Linked DNA regions of Homo sapiens: region 1 is linked to region 2. A link is an interaction called in ENCODE POLR2A ChIA-PET data of the cell type or tissue named here. Cell type or tissue: OCI-LY7. All regions are shown on one strand. Each heading gives the region's core, and the rest is flanking DNA. Links, peaks and the distances in the headings are about the cores only.

What was found. Peaks named below come from ENCODE experiments on the same cell type or tissue, not always from the same donor. Only the 100,000 strongest peaks of a DNase experiment are listed, where the experiment ranks them.
Region 1: POLR2A ChIA-PET joins it to region 2 with 5 read pairs; 5 of 35 experiments call an interaction of 5 or more read pairs at or near these places.

Annotation. Positions count from the first base shown.
Region 1 is chr10:14,752,628-14,760,350 of GRCh38, forward strand. All of the region lies in intron 1 of FAM107B (family with sequence similarity 107 member B), which reads right to left. Among named protein-coding and RNA genes, the nearest start is that of FAM107B, 18 kb to the right of the region's middle. In OCI-LY7, for the core only: no CTCF peak of the experiment used is centred there; no DNase peak of the experiment used is centred there.
Region 2 is chr10:14,561,355-14,569,077 of GRCh38, forward strand. The region is part of intron 2 of FAM107B (family with sequence similarity 107 member B); the gene reads right to left. Among named protein-coding and RNA genes, the nearest start is that of MIR1265, 130 kb to the left of the region's middle. In OCI-LY7, for the core only: no CTCF peak of the experiment used is centred there; a DNase peak (open chromatin) is centred at 3,323; H3K4me3 peaks cover 2,117 bases; H3K27ac peaks cover 2,611 bases.

The DNA.
Region 1 (7,723 bases), core at 2,066-6,065, 190 kb after region 2:
ATGCATCAGACTCATAAAAGCTGGCCAGGTTTGGTGGTTCACACCTGTAATCCCAGCAGTTTGGGAGATGGAGCCAGGTGGCTTGCTGAGCCACAGGAGTTCAAGACCAGCCTGGGCAATGTGGCGAGACCCCATCTCTACAAAAAATACAAAAATTAGCCGGGTGTGGTGGCACATGCCTGTGGTCCCAGCTACTTTGGAGGCTGAGGCCAGAGGACTGCTTTAGCCAAGGAGGTTGAGGCTACAGTGAGCTGTGATCACACCACTGTACTCCAGCTTGGGCAACAGAGCAAGACCCTGTCTCAAAAAAAAAAAAAATGACTCATAAAAGCTTAGCCATTCAAATAGCACATTGTATAAGAGAAATGCCAAGACTGAGTAATTTTATCCACTAAGTATAATTTTAATAAAGTATCAGTGTTCCCAAAGTACAAAGCTGACCCTCTAAAGTTTCTAGCTCAAAAGCTATTTATGGCATTACCAAAAAGATGGTAAAAAGAGTGATCGTAGTTGTCAGTGTGTAGACACACACAGACACAAACACAACACACAGAAACACAGGCAGAGCACACACGCATGTTCACACTGCACACAAAGGTATACACTCAGAAACACACATACATATCAATACACACATAAAAAGTTTTTATGATCACCCTTTTCCCAACAACCCAAGCTCTGCCACTGGCTCCTAACCAGGATAGCAATGGTGACAAGGAGTGATGGATGGGAGCTTAAAACCCCGTTACATCAAAGCCGTGAAGATTAGATTAAAAACCAAGCTCTCCCTCTCTATCCCAACACCTTCATCATGGGAGGTCTTCCTCAAACTTGCTGATGCTCAAGTGAAATTCACAATATACAGGAAGAACTTCTAGATTTTACCAGAGAGCACCAGTGTAATTATCTGGTGCTTAGTTAACTCCCAAAGTGAAATCGAGCTCATCTTTTTCAGTTTTCCTCAGATCCATTATGTTTGTTGTGTGTAGATGGTTGGGAAGGAAATAAGGGGAAAGGAATGAAATAAAAAGTTAAGGGTAAATGTTTCCATGACTGACTTTTGTTTACTTCAATTTTTTACTTCACATCTGTTCTTCCATGAGAATGATAAATTTTACTGTTTCTCAAAGAAGAGAAGAAAATATGCTTAACATTTCCATTTTAGTAACCAGAGAAAGTATTTTATGATTTGTTTCCCCAAATTTCAACATCTTCCCCCCACCTATATAAAATATAACAAATACTATGGCTAAAAAAAAAATCTTGAATCCAACTAACCAATTTTTTATATCATAGATGAAAAGTCTTTTTTTTCTTTTTTTTTTTTTTTTGAGACAAAGTCTTGCTGTCACCCAGGCTGGAGTGCAGTGGCACCATCTCAGCTCACTGCAACTCCTGCCTCCTGGGTTCAAGCGATTCTCCCCACTCATCCTCCCTAGCAGCTGGGATTACAGGCATGTGCCACCATGCCTGGCTAATTTTTGTATTTTTGGTAGGGACAGGGTTTTGCCATGTTGGCCAGACTGGTCTCAAACTCCTGACCTCAGGTGATCCACCCGTGTCAGCCTCCCAAATTGCTAGGATTACAGGCGTGAGCCACCTTGCCCGGCCACCAGTGAAAATTCTTAAAGGGAAAATGAATCCAAATAATTTGTGAAATGCATCTGCAGGGGTCGTGGAGCCTCTTCTGAGTCCACGGTGCCCCTGTCCTGCTGAATGGCAATGTGCTATGGGAAAGACTTCGTCACTCCCAGCTCCAGAGGTGAGACCTGACTTGACTAATCCAAGCAGAGTGGTCTTATCCCTTAAACACGAGGACAACAGAAGAAAGTCCATGAGTTTTTCTATGGTTGGAAAAGGAATGTGCCCTCTCCCTGCTCATCTCTCTCTTCCAGCTGAACGAGGATGTGATGATCTAAAACCCTCAGAACTACTGGCAGCCATGTGGCCAGCAAGAGGGGAGTCAGCTTCTAAAGGGAGCTGACATCGTGAAAAGCAGAGGCCACGTGGAAGGAGCTGGTCTTCGGTGCCATCTTTGAGCCACTGCATCAAGCCACTGTGATGCCTGCCCTGACTCTGGCCTTTTCAGTAACAGAAGCTGTACTTTTCTTAGTCGTTTGAGCTGTGATTTGTGCCTGTAAGATGCAGATGCACCTTGATAGGTACAGCACATCTGCTGTGTTTCTGCAACCATACGGATAATTTTATTTTCCTTATTGCAATCCATTACATCCTGAATATTCACAAACATCTTTCCTTTTAAAATTATCAAGTCAAAGATAAAATACAGACCTGGGGAAAATGAAAAGTAGTTCTTAACACCAAGCTTGGATTTGATTCCTAACTGCGTTTCTGAGGTCATCTCTGCTTACCAGGGCCAGGAATTGAGTCAAGAGCTGCTTTAATGGCAGTTTAATTTACCTGACAATATTTTCATTGCCAGAGAAAAGCATATTTTAGATGAATAGAAACTTAAAAACCAACCAGTTGAGCCAAGTCATAAACATAGTAGTTTCATGACTTGACACTTCTGTGGAGTATTTAACACCAACCATGGTCTAAATGAAACTTAAAATAATTCAAGGGTCCTGGAGAAATCTATTTTGAGCATGAACAAGTCCCATTAGGTAGCAGGCCAGGGTTGGGTATAGGAGAGTAGAACTACCAGCCATAGAATCAAAAGTAAGATTCCCCACCTGAGGTCAGGAGTTCAAGACCAACCTGGCCAACATGGTGAAACCCCATCTCTACAAAAATACAAAAATTAGCTGGGCATGATGGTGGGTGCCTGTAATCCCAGCTACTCAGGAGGCTGAGATGGGAGAATTGCTTGAACCTGGGAGGCAGAGGTTGTGTGAGATTCTGTCTCAAAAAAAAAAAAAAGAAAAAAGAAAAGAAAGTAAGATTCCCCAGGCAAAGGCTCTGTAGACACCATGCTACACACCATCATCCTCAATTTAATCCTGTCAATCAATTCCCTTGTAACTATTCTCTCTAGAAATCTCACCATTGATTCCTTTTTCATCCATCCTTCTCCAGAGAACACCTTTTCACTCACCGAAACGAAACTCAGCACAAAATCCATAATCACAAGGTGTTTATATCTTTAAGATGATGAGGAAAGAACTCAGGACACTGAATTATCATGAAAGGCTCCAAATTTTAGAGACAAATGTGACATCATTGCCTTAGAAACTTCTTATCTACACCCCATCCCCAAATTTTCAGAAGAGTAAATTTTACTCTGAAAGTTTAAGAGATGAGCTCAATATCCATTGAGCACGTTGGTGGGGGACTAAAGCTCAGGCTTTTCTGACTCCAAAACCCAATAAATATACACTACTATATATTTGTTTATGTGTCTGACTGTCCCACCAGACTGTGAAAAATTTAAGGGCAGGGGCTCTTTTTTTCCTTTTTATCTATTATGATTGGCACCTAGAGCAGGCCCTGGCACATAGGAAGAGCTTAATAAATGTTTATTGAACAAATTAAAGGATGGATCAATAAAATCAAAATCAGGGGGAGCTTTATGGTATAGTGCCTTCATATATTCTTCTCACTTAATCTGTTTAATATTGTGAATATTTCTGTGGCCCATTCATTATTCTACAAATTGATGAAAATATTAATAAATTAATTCTCTTCATCAAACTCTTTGTGATAGTCTTGGGTGTCAATTTGGCTAGGGCACAGTACCTAGGTATTTAATCAAACACGAATCCAGGAGTAGCTGTGAAAGTATTTTGTAGATATGGTTAACATCTACAATCAGCTGACTTTAAATAAAGCCTTGATCGTGTGGGTGGGCCTCATCCAATCATTCAATGGCTTTAAGAAGAAAGACTGGGGTTTCCCAACAAAAAAGGATTCTGCCTCAAGACTGCAGCATCCAGCGAGGTTGTGGAGAAAAGGGAATGCTTATCCACTGATGGTGGGTGTGTAAATTAGTTCAGCCATTGTGGAGGACAGTGTGGTGATTCTTCAAAGACTTAAAGACAGAAATACCATTTAACCCAGCAATCCCATTACCGGGTATACACCCAAAGGAATACAAATTGTTCTACCATAAAGGCATGCATGCGTATGTTTATTGCAACACTGCTCACAATAGCAAAGACATGAAATCAACCTAAATGCCCATCAATGATAGACTAGATAAGAAAATGTGGTATATATGCACCATGGATTACTATGCAGCCATAAAAAGAAACGAGATCATGTCATTTGCAGGGACATGGATGGAACTGGAGGCCATCATTCTTAGCAAACTAACACAAGAACAGAAAACCAAATATCGTGTGTTCTTACTTATAAGTGGGAGCTAAATGATGAGAACACATAGACACACAGAGGGGAACAACACACACTGGGGCCTTTTGGAGGGTGGAGCAGGGAGAGGATCAGGAAAAATAACTAATGGGTACTAGGCTTAATACCTGGATGATAAAATAGTCTCTACAACAAACCCCCATGACACAAGTTTACATATGTAACACCAAATCTGCACTTGTAACCCTAAACTTAAAAGTTAAAATAAATAAATAATAAAACATTTTTTAAAACCAACCAAACAAAAACCATACAAGTTGCTCTAGGGTTGGGAATTTTGTTTAATGCATCCTATGTACCTAATATAGTCAATGTTTCTTAGCAAATAATAGATTCACAATAAATATTTTTGCTGACTGAAAAAAAAAAAAAAAGACTGCAGTGTCCAATCCTGCCTGAGTTTCCAGGCTGCTAACCTGTCCTGTGAATGTTGGACTTGCCGGCCCCTATAACTGCATGGATCAACTCCTTAAAATGTATCTCTCTCTCTCTCTGTTCTGTGTTCTCTCTCTCTCTATCTCTCTCAGTTCTGTTTCTTGAAAGAACCCTGGCTAACAAACTATTCAGTGAGCCAGACGGAGCGAATCCAAAATTTCCCTGCAGAAAGTTGAGAGATTGAGAGGGCAGTCTGTGTGATGCAAGAAACCACTGCCTGATGACTTCCGCAGGCAGCTGGAGAGGTGTGAATGAGACCTTAAGGCTGCAATGTCACATAGTGAAGCCCAAGCAGGAAATCTCTAGCAGCTAAAGAAAAGACGTTACCTTTGAGGATTTCTTAAAGCAGGCAGGGCCTTTTTCTCATAACGTCCAAGGTAAAAGGAAAACAAGATCTCCCGTTGAAATCATTTGGTTGGAATCCATTCTAGAGAAGGAAGGATAAAACCCTTCTGCCATTTTTCTTCTTTATTCTCTTCACAAAACCATCTGGTTGGGTTTTTTGTTTTTGTTTCTGTTTTTTTCTTGGAGGGACAAGTCACGGAGCTTGAAGGTAAGTTTTGAAAGATCTCCAGTTAGTTGCCAAGTATATAATTATGCTTTGGAGATGAATATTTGAAGGATGCCACCAATTCTCTTTGCAAGATAGGAGGGGAAAAAAAGTCTCTGTGCAGCGCTCATAAGCAGAACAATTTTTAAGTTTCAAAGGAGATTTGACAAGGCATCACTTACAGATTGTGAAAGAGTAATTTAAAAACGGTGAATACGTCATGGAAACTTCCTTTTCCCTTCCTACTTTGTTCTGCCCCTGACTTGACAAAGCAATGGCCAGGAATCCTTCACACCTGGTAGTGGGAACTGTTTTCCTTAAGGAATTTAGAAAATTGCGAGGATAACGGAAGCTGTTGCATGATGCTGACTAGGATATTTCATTGCCTATTTCACGGAAATACTGCCAGCCAGTTCTCAGAGCCCGGCTTTCACAAATCCTCGGTCTCCATGAAGTAGCTCAGTGGTTCCCAATTCTGGCTGCGTGTTAGAATTACTAGAGGGAGGTTTTTAAAAATACGGGTGCCATAGTTCCATCTCCGAACAATTAACTACCAAGTTCTGGGGTGTTAGCATTAATATTAGTAACTTTTTAAAAACTCCCCCAAGTGATTCTGAGCATCCAAGAGCAGCGCAGGGCCTGACAGCCTCTGCACTGGGTGGGAGTAGAGCATGGCACAGGTGGCCCTAGATGCCCAGCCGGGCTCCCCGTCTGGAGCGAGTGCCAATAGGCCAGCCCCTGAGAAATCCAGGAGTGTGAAATATTCATCTTAAGTTAAAAGTCTGAGGCCGCGAGTGCTGGCACACCTGCAACCCCAGGACTTTGGGAGGCTGAGGCGAGAGGATCACTTGAGGTCAGCAGTTGCAGGCTAAAGTGAGCTAGGGTCACCACTGTACTCCAGCCTGGGCAACAAAGCAAGACCCTCTCAGAAAAAAAAAAAAAAAAAAAAAAAAGCCAGGCACAGAGGCTCATGCCTGTAATCCCAGCACTTTGGGAGGCCGAGGCAGGTGGATCACCTGAGGTTGGGAGTTCGAGACCAGCCTGACCAACATGGAGAAACCCCATCTCTACTAAAAATACAAAATTAGCCAGGTGTGGTGGCGCATGACTGTAATCCCAGCTACTCAAGAGGCTGAGGCAGGAAATCGCTTGAACCCAGGAGGTGGAGGTTGCAGTGAGCCGAGATCGCACCACTGCACTTCCAGCCTGGGCAACAAGAGTGAAACTCTGTCTCAAAAAATAAATAAATAAATAAATAAATAAATAAATAAATAAATAAAAAGCAGCAAAGGTCTGGGCTGCTGACATGCATTCCCACGTAGGTGAAAGAAGTATAGAACAAACAGTGCCAGCAGACTGACTTTTATTTTTTTTAAATCTTTGTTCTTTAAGCATTTTCATTTCAACACTGTCTGCTCATATAGCCACTATTCTGGCCCCTTCTCTGCCATTCTTTCCTGGCGCCATCCCCAACACCCATTTCTGGTCTGGTGCCCTCTCCTGGGCTGCCAGGCACTTGGTGCTTACCTCAGTTGACGCACTTATCAAATGACACTGCTGTATATTTGTTTCTGTGTCTGACTCTCCCACTAGACTATGAAGAACTTGAGGATGGGGGCGCTGTCATTTTGTCTTTTTATCTATTAAGATTAGCACCTAGAACAATGCCTGGCACCTAGAGGGCATTTAATGAATGTTTATTGAATAAATTAAAGGATAAACCAATAAAATCAAAATTGAGGAGGTGTTTATGGTATAGAGCCTTCTTTTTTTTTCTTTTTTTTTAGATGGAGTCTCACCTCTGCTGTGCAGGTTGGAGTGCAGTAGTGCGATCTCGGTTCACTGCAACCTCCACCTCCCGGACACAAGTGATTCTTGTGTCTCAGCCTCCCGAGTGTCTGCGACTACAGGTGCCCACCAGCATGTCCGGCTAACTTATGTATTTTTAGTAGAGCCAGGGTTCCACCATGTTGGCCGGGCTGGTCTCAAACTCCTGACCTCAGGTGATCCACTCCCCTTGGTCTCCCTAAGTGCTGGGATTACAGGCGTGAGCCACCGTGCCTAGCCAAGCCTTCATCTATTCTTATTTCATCTTTGTTTATCATTGCTAATATTTTTGTGATCCATTCATTATTCTAGAACTTGATAGAAACAATTTAAGGCCACGTGGGAGAATAGGTTCCAAGATAATTTTTTTCCCTTGAAGAAGGAACTGTGTATTATTCAGATTTGAAACACAGTACTCAGAAAATTTTATTTTCAAGTGAACTCTGCTAGAGGGAATGGTTTCCTTTTGGCTGTCCTCTTCACCCATTTCCTGGCCCCTCACTGAAATTTCTTGCACGGCAGAGAACGAACCTCTGGATGTGCCAGTTTTCCGGTTTGCAAAATGAGGATAATCGCTTT
Region 2 (7,723 bases), core at 1,797-5,796:
CAGGGTGCACTATTGTGGATATTCATGAAACACCGCGCTGAGAAGACAGCAGACACCTGAAGGAAGTGAGGGACATAGCCAAGGGCTACCAAGGGAAAGAGCTTTGGGCAGACGGAGCAGCAAACACAGAGGCCTGGGGTAGGTAGGGACAGCGAAGAGGCCTGACCAGGTAAGCGGCAGGGAGGCGGCATGATCAGGAACTGGGTTATGGTAAGGCTTCCTACCCTCAAAACCACAGGGGGGAGGGCAAGGGCGAGAGGCCCCGCAGTTTGTGGTCATGGCAATACAATGATAATAACACTCCTCATTCCTTATTTAGATCTGTAAACCTTTCCTAGTCCAGTCTAATACATAAAAGAAAGAAAGAAATGTAAATAGTGGATTCAACAATAAAAGAGAATAAACCATTAGGTATACTCAGAGTATATTTTCTTCTTATTTTCTTTTTGAGACAGAGTCTCACTCTGTCACCCAGGCTGGAGTGCAGTGGCATGACCTTGGCTTACTGCAACCTCCGCCTCCAGGGTTCAAGGGATTCTCCTCCCTCAGCCTCCCGAGTAGCTGGGACTACAGGCATGTGCCACCACGCCCAGCTAATTTTTGGTATTTTTAGTAGAGACAGGGTTGCACCATGTTGGCCAGGCTGGTCTCAAACTCCTGATCTCAACCGATCCACCCGCCTTGGCCTCCCAAAGTGGTAGGATTACAGGTGTGAGCCACTACGCCCGGCCTTAGAGTGCATTTTCTACTCCAAAAAGTTCAACTCATACTTAGTGATGGAAAGTAAATTTGAACATTTTCAAATGTAATGATGATATTAACCAGTAGGGATGCCCTCAAATATAATATCCTCAATTGTTTTAAGCAGAGGACAGAATGGTCTTTTAATCTAAAACAATATTAGAATATGCAATTAAGTAGTTTTCCATCACAGTCTACACTTCAAAGGGTGATGCACCTTCCTAAACAGTCTTGGGAGAGATTCTAAACCCTGAGAGTCACTGACACATTTAACTAAAGCCACAGAACAATACATTCAGCTGGAGAAGTCAGTGATAATGTCTTCAAGCTTTACTACAAGTGGTAGAGGCAGAGTTGCTAATTTCCTGCTTTGTGGGTGCTTTGTAGCTTCTGTAGGCATCTTAATTATCAACTATATCATAAGAAATGTAAAACAAAGAAATACAAACATGATGAAATCTTCCACTTGCAGGAAAACAGATGATCATCAAATTTGGAGGCCTGTCCACAAAAGACAAAATTCTGGAAGTAGCAATCCTTTACGACAATACCACGTCAGCCACATTATTAGTTGCAAACATCCTTTCTAAATCCAGGGGTAAGCAGGGAACTAATCCCCAGATGTGAGCTGCCCTTTGCATTTCTGAAGCCACTTGAACTTCCAGCCATAAAACTGTGACACTCACACCACTGGCAAACAGCTCAGACACAATAACTCAGAAGTCGATTGCATGCTAATTTCCATGTTATTTCTCAACCATGAGAGTAGCTCTGTTATCCCATAGGACAAGATATTCTTTTGCCATTTCACTTAGATAAGAAATAGAACTTGCCTGAGCTATAACAGAAATGAGAAAAAGCAAATTATGTCTCTGCTACATGTGAAAGTTTAATTTATGCAACTTTTCTTGAACAAGTCAAAACTTGTCTATTCAATCAATGAATTACTACTGAAATAAAGCGGAAAAACTGTGAAGCTTAAAACAGCCACAGAAAGGTTACGATAGTCTGTTAAACAAATAAAAACTTGAGGGAGAAAACAGATCTTTGTTACCACTCAAATTGGAAATACTGGGGTTTTACACGTAGAAGGCAACCTACAGATGAGGGAAACAGTTTAACAGACATTTCTCTCGTAACAAAAAATACTTATTTTTTTTCTTCTGATTTTAAAAGCAATGTGCTGATCACACAAAATTTGGAAAATACAGAAAAGTATAAAGAAAATTTCCCCCATGAATGCATCATTTAAAATATTTATATTTTGATACATTTCCTTTCAACTAATACAATACACACCTCTTTTCATTTTTTAGCAAAATTGGGATATTAAATAGATAATTTATTACATTTGTAAGCATTTTACCTGTAATAACTTTTTCAATATATGGCTGCAAAATCTGCCATTACATGAATGTATTATAGGTGACTTAACTATTCCTCTATCGTCCTATTCAAAATGCAAGATAGACAAATTTTAATGTAACAGAGTAGGAAAGATCATTGCTATGGCTTCAGAATATTGTAACTAACCTTTCAGACACTACCACTCATCAGGTTTTGGTGTGGTATCAAGGAAGAATGTCCGTAATTATCTGAAAAGGTTATTTCAATTCTCTGGCCTTTCCCAATGATGTAACTGTGTGAAACTAGATTTTCTGCATACATGACCCCCAAAACAACCTACCCCGACAGACTGATTACAGAAGCAGACATGAGAACACAGCTATTTTCTATCAAAGCTGGTTATGAAACAGATTCACAAAAATGGAAAACAATGTCGCTCTTCTCACTAAATTTTTTTTTGGTTTTCACTTTAAAAAATCACTAAAGAGATAAATAAAACAATGTGAAACATTCATCTCATACTTTTTTTTGTTTTAGTAAGGTTATTCTTCATTATAAATGGCCTTTTTATTAGTATGTAACAGGTTTATTATTGTTTGTTATTTTTGAGTGAACTTTTAAAATTTCTCAGTTTCAATTTTTAACATAGTAAAATATCAATAGATATAACCAAAAAAAAGTTCTTTAAGATTCTCAAATACTTTTTTAAAACAGTGTAAAGGGGTCCTGAGGTCAAAAAGATTGAGACCCAGCAGGTAACAGAATGAAGAGTTTAACAGATTAATAAATCCATTGACATTGTGTTTGCTTGTTACTGACTTCTGCTTAAAAAAAGACTGCTCCGAGACGTTGAGCAGATCAGCGGCAGCTTTCTTGGGTAGAATTCTTCCTCTTCCGGCCACATTTAGTCTCTGAATAATTAGGCCCCCAAATACTTGATCCATTTCACCATTCTATATCAAAATAGTTTTCAAAGCAGATACTGCAGGTTTGTGAGGAAACAGTGCCCCCAAGAATCAGAGATGCAGATCTCTCACCATGACTACCTCACCACTTATTTGTTTAAAAAAAAAAAAAAAAGATAAAATATTATAAAAACATTTTTGCTGTGGTAAGGGCAAACTGATTCAGATGACAGTATCTGAAATACACTCATCTCCATGGTTAATCATCACCTATTTTGACTTCCTCCCACCCAAATTGCACAAGTTAATTCTGTGAATTCTGCAGGGCAAATGGCACCAGTTTCCTTCCACCTGTTAGTGCCCAGATCGCAACAGAAATAAGGAAACACCCATTTATTTCCTGTTACAGCTTTACTTTCTAATTACTAACAATCCAACTGAAAGGCCCAAACCTATTATAACATTACAGATATTTCTAATATCTCAAGAACAGGAATCCTACTATACCATTGTCCTACTCTTCCATATATAGTATTTTCTACACTTTCGTTCTAAAACAACAAAATGGTCACACTTGAAAAATTGGGCTGGGCTGGGCATGGTGGCTCATGCCTGTAATCCCAGCTACTTGGAAGTCTGAGGCAGGAGGATCACTTGAGCCCAAGAGTTCAAGACCAGCCTGGGCAAAATAGCGAGACCCTGTCTCTAAAAAATCAATTTAATTCTTTAAAAAATTGGGCTGAAAATTAAAACAAACTCTTTCATTAAAACACGTATTTATTGAGTGTACAGCTTGTGCCAGGCATATGTCTTGACACTGAGGATAAAGCAGTAAAACTCCCTGCCTCGTGGACTTATTTATCATAGCTTATTTTCTACTGGGGGAAGCAGGCATTCGACAAAGGAGTAGCAATGAAGTGTGCTGGGTTTTAACAGAGGAAGCCGAGGTCACCATGAGAACAGACCACAGAAGTCCAGGGAGAGCATTTGATGAAATGCAGTCCAAGGGGAGAACCCTCGGCAGACATAGGCGCATGGGCTTGGAGCACAAGATGAGCCAGAAGAAAGATGGGACTCAAGCCTGGGGTTAGCACACAGATACAAACCCAGACTCCCCGGGGAAAGAATGAGGCCAAGTGCTGAAATAGAGGACACTGAGGAAGAACCAGTTCAATGGATCAGAGAAAACAAGGAAATGTGTTACAGACTCACTGCATTTTAGATACCTGCAAAGCATGCAAGACTATAAAGGATGCACTGACATAGGTGCTTGAGCTCACAAGTTAGGTATGGGCTGGATACGTAGATATGACAGCCAAAATCCTACAGCAAACGAAGCGGCTGAAACTGCTGATATTCCTCAGCAGGGTGGCAAAAGTGTCCTCAAAATACCCAAATACAAAGGGGTGGGGAGAGGAAGGGGAGGCTGCAAAGGAGGCTGAAGGGGATAATCGAGCGAGAGAAGGAAACCCAGGGGAGAGTGTCTCAGGCGCTCAGAGGGCAGGGGGATGTTTCACAGAGGAGGATGCGCTCCACAGTGGTAAATCCCAGCTGGCAAATGCTGCTGAGAGGCCAAGCAGGAACACAACCAGAGGGCCCTGTGGAACTCGCAGCAGGGCGGACCTAAGGCCTCTCTGCAGCACTGGCTTCATGGGCATGGGACCTTCACAGCCCCCATGCCTGAGGGGCCCTACGCTTCGTTTAGTGCTTTGCTGTTACCATCTTGAAATTCTTAATTTTTGAACAAAGAACCCTGTATTTTCACTTTGCACTGGGCCCAGAAAATTTTGTAGCCAATCCTGACCCTCTGGTATCAGTTTCACTAAAGTAGCAGAGATAAAAAACAGAATCTAATGGATTGAGGAGTGAAAGGGGAATGAAAGAATAAGTAGGTAACACAGTGACTTTAAGGTGATCCCACATTCCTCTCCACCTACTGTTCACCTGTCACCTGCTTCTAACAACAGAAGATAGCAAAGGTGATGAGATGTCACTCCTGTGAAGCCATCATGCTGCAATCTTCCATCCTTGCCAGCTGAAAGGAAGTAAGGACCTGTGCGGCATGGAACTGCAGGCGACCCACGTCCCACAACTGCAGGGAAATGAATTCTGCCCATGACCTGAGGGAGCCTGGAAACACTCTTCCTCAGTCGAGCCTCTGATGAGACCACAGCCCTGGCGCCCACCTGGACAGCAGCCTGGTGAGAGCCTGAAGCACAGAAACCAGCTAGGCTGTGCCCGGGCTCCTGAGCCACGGAACTGGTGAGGGAACCAACACAGGTTGTTTATGATACTGAGTGTGCAATCATTTGCTGTGTAGCAGTAGGTAATAGTACAAGGCAGAAAGTAGAACATGCTCTCAAAATGTTTCATCAAGAGAAGGAAAGAGAAAGTGGTCACTGAAAGAGGAGAGTTCCAAGAAGAGCTTGGGTTCTGTTTTTGTCGTAAGATAGGAGAGACCTGAGCACTTGTAAATGCTCATGAGAAGGAAATACCAGGAGAGAGGTTTACATCGGAGGTGGGGCCGGGCGCGGTGGCTCACGCCTGTAATCCCAGCACTTTGGGAGGCCGAGGCGGGCAAAACACAAGGTCAGGAGATGGAGACCATCCTGGCTAACACAGTAAAACCCCGTATCCACTAAAAAATACAAAAAAATTAGCCAGGCATGGTGGCGGACGCCTGTAGTCCCAGCTACTTTGGAGGCTGAGGCAGGAGAATGGTGTGAACCCAGGAGGCGGAGCTTGCAGTGAGCCAAGATCGTGCCACTGCACTCCAGCCTGGGTGACAGAGCGAGACTCTGTCTCAAATTAAATAAATAAATAAATAAAAATAAATAAATTGGAGGTGGGAGAGAATGGTGGTGCAGAAATGGATTTCTAGAGAATAAATAAGATTCCTCTTTCACTATAAACAGAAAAATGAGAAAAGTACAGGCCCAAGAGCAGGCGGATTTGCAAAGGGGCAGTGGGAAGGTCAGAGAATGGCCTTCGCACGACTGTCCCGTGAGCTGTGGAAAGATAATCTGCCGAGAGTGAAATGAGAGGAGGAGGGATGGGCTCAGTATGAACCTAGAGATTTAAGAAGTGTGGAGGAGGTTGGAAAAGTCATTATGGAGAGGAAGAGGGTTGATGAGGAAAATTTGATTTCCAGGCAGTGTTGAGGCCCTGGTGAGGCAGAGATCAGGATCATAGAGAGGCAACTGTGTAACTTTCTCTGGCAGAACTCAGAAGTCCAGGGACAGGCATGGGTGGGCCGCCCAATCCCCCAGGAGAGTGAAGTAAGGGATTCCAGTGCGTTGACAAGCGCATCGCTGAAATGTTGGAATTCAAAAGCAGAGGCAAAGTCCAGCAGGAGCAGAGGGGTTGGAAAGGGACCTGGAATGGGAAAAATCTGATGTTCTTATTGTAATCTGTCAGCTGAGCTGAAGGACAGAAGCTTCTGGTGAGTAGGATCTCTGGATTTCAGCTCAGAAGCGGTTCCTGGTATTAACAGTGTCTTTTTAGGGTAACCTCCTCCTCCTAGTTTGAGCACTGAAAGTCCTGCGTCCTGTGAAACTCCTTAGTCCTCAGACTGAACATCCCCATCCCAAAAAGCTCCTGCTGCCACTCCAGTCTCAGGCAAACCAGGCTGCTGGTCACTCAGCTCCGGCTGCCATGGAGTCCCCGGTGAGCTTTGACAAATACTGACCCCTGCAGCAGATGACTGTGAGCCAGGGGCCAAAACTTTCAAGGAACGAATGAGGAGCTACGACCACGAAATGCTAGCACTGAGGGTAGAGGACAGAATACGACTGAGACAAGGCTCAAAGCAGCAGCGAGGGGAAGGGTCATGACCCAAAAGTGGCCATGAGGGCAGGAACCTAAGCCCTGCCTCCAGATCCCAAGGCACATACAGGGTGGGAGAAGGTGCACTCCCATTCCCAAGGGAGCCAAGGCAGCACTGAACTCGGAGAGTGGCTCTCGGTTAGACCAGGAGGTGAAGATACTGGGGGAGGAGGAGGCTGGCTGATGATCCCAGGGTTAGACCAGGAGGTGAAGATACTGGAGGAGAAGGCTGGCTGATGATCCCAGGGTTAGACGAGGAGGTGAAGATACTCAGGTAAGAGGAGGCTGGCTGATGATCCCAGGGTTAGACCAGGAGGTGAAGATACTCAGGTAAGAGGAGGCTGGCTGATGATCTCAGGGTTAGACCAGGAGGTGAAGATACTCAGGTAAGAGGAGGCTGGCTGATGATCTCAGGGTTAGACCAGGAGGTGAAGATACTCAGGTAGGAGGAGGGTGGCTGATCTCTGGGTTAGACCAGGAGGTGAAGATACTCGGGTAGGAGAAGGGTGGCTGATCTCTGGGTTAGACCAGGAGGTGAAGATACTGGGGAAGGAGGCAGCATGGGAGCTGGCTGATCCCAAGGCAGGAGCACAGCACCTGGTGGAAGAGGCTGGAGGGGAAGGGAGAGAGGGTGGGGTGGAAGGGGGAGGCAAAGAGCAGTCCCAGGAACCTGGAAGGAGGGGGAGAGACAGGGCATGAAGGTGGGATCCTAAATCCCAGAATCGTCGGCAACATAATAAATGGCAACACCAGGAGAGCTGGCATCTGACGATGTCTGTGGGACACAGTGCATAGGTAGATTTTAACACACTGAGATTGCTATTTGGTATAATGACATGTTTATCCTGAAGAAATGAAGTTAGGAATTTTCTGAGCTACAGAATGAATTTTTTGGTTCTCATCGA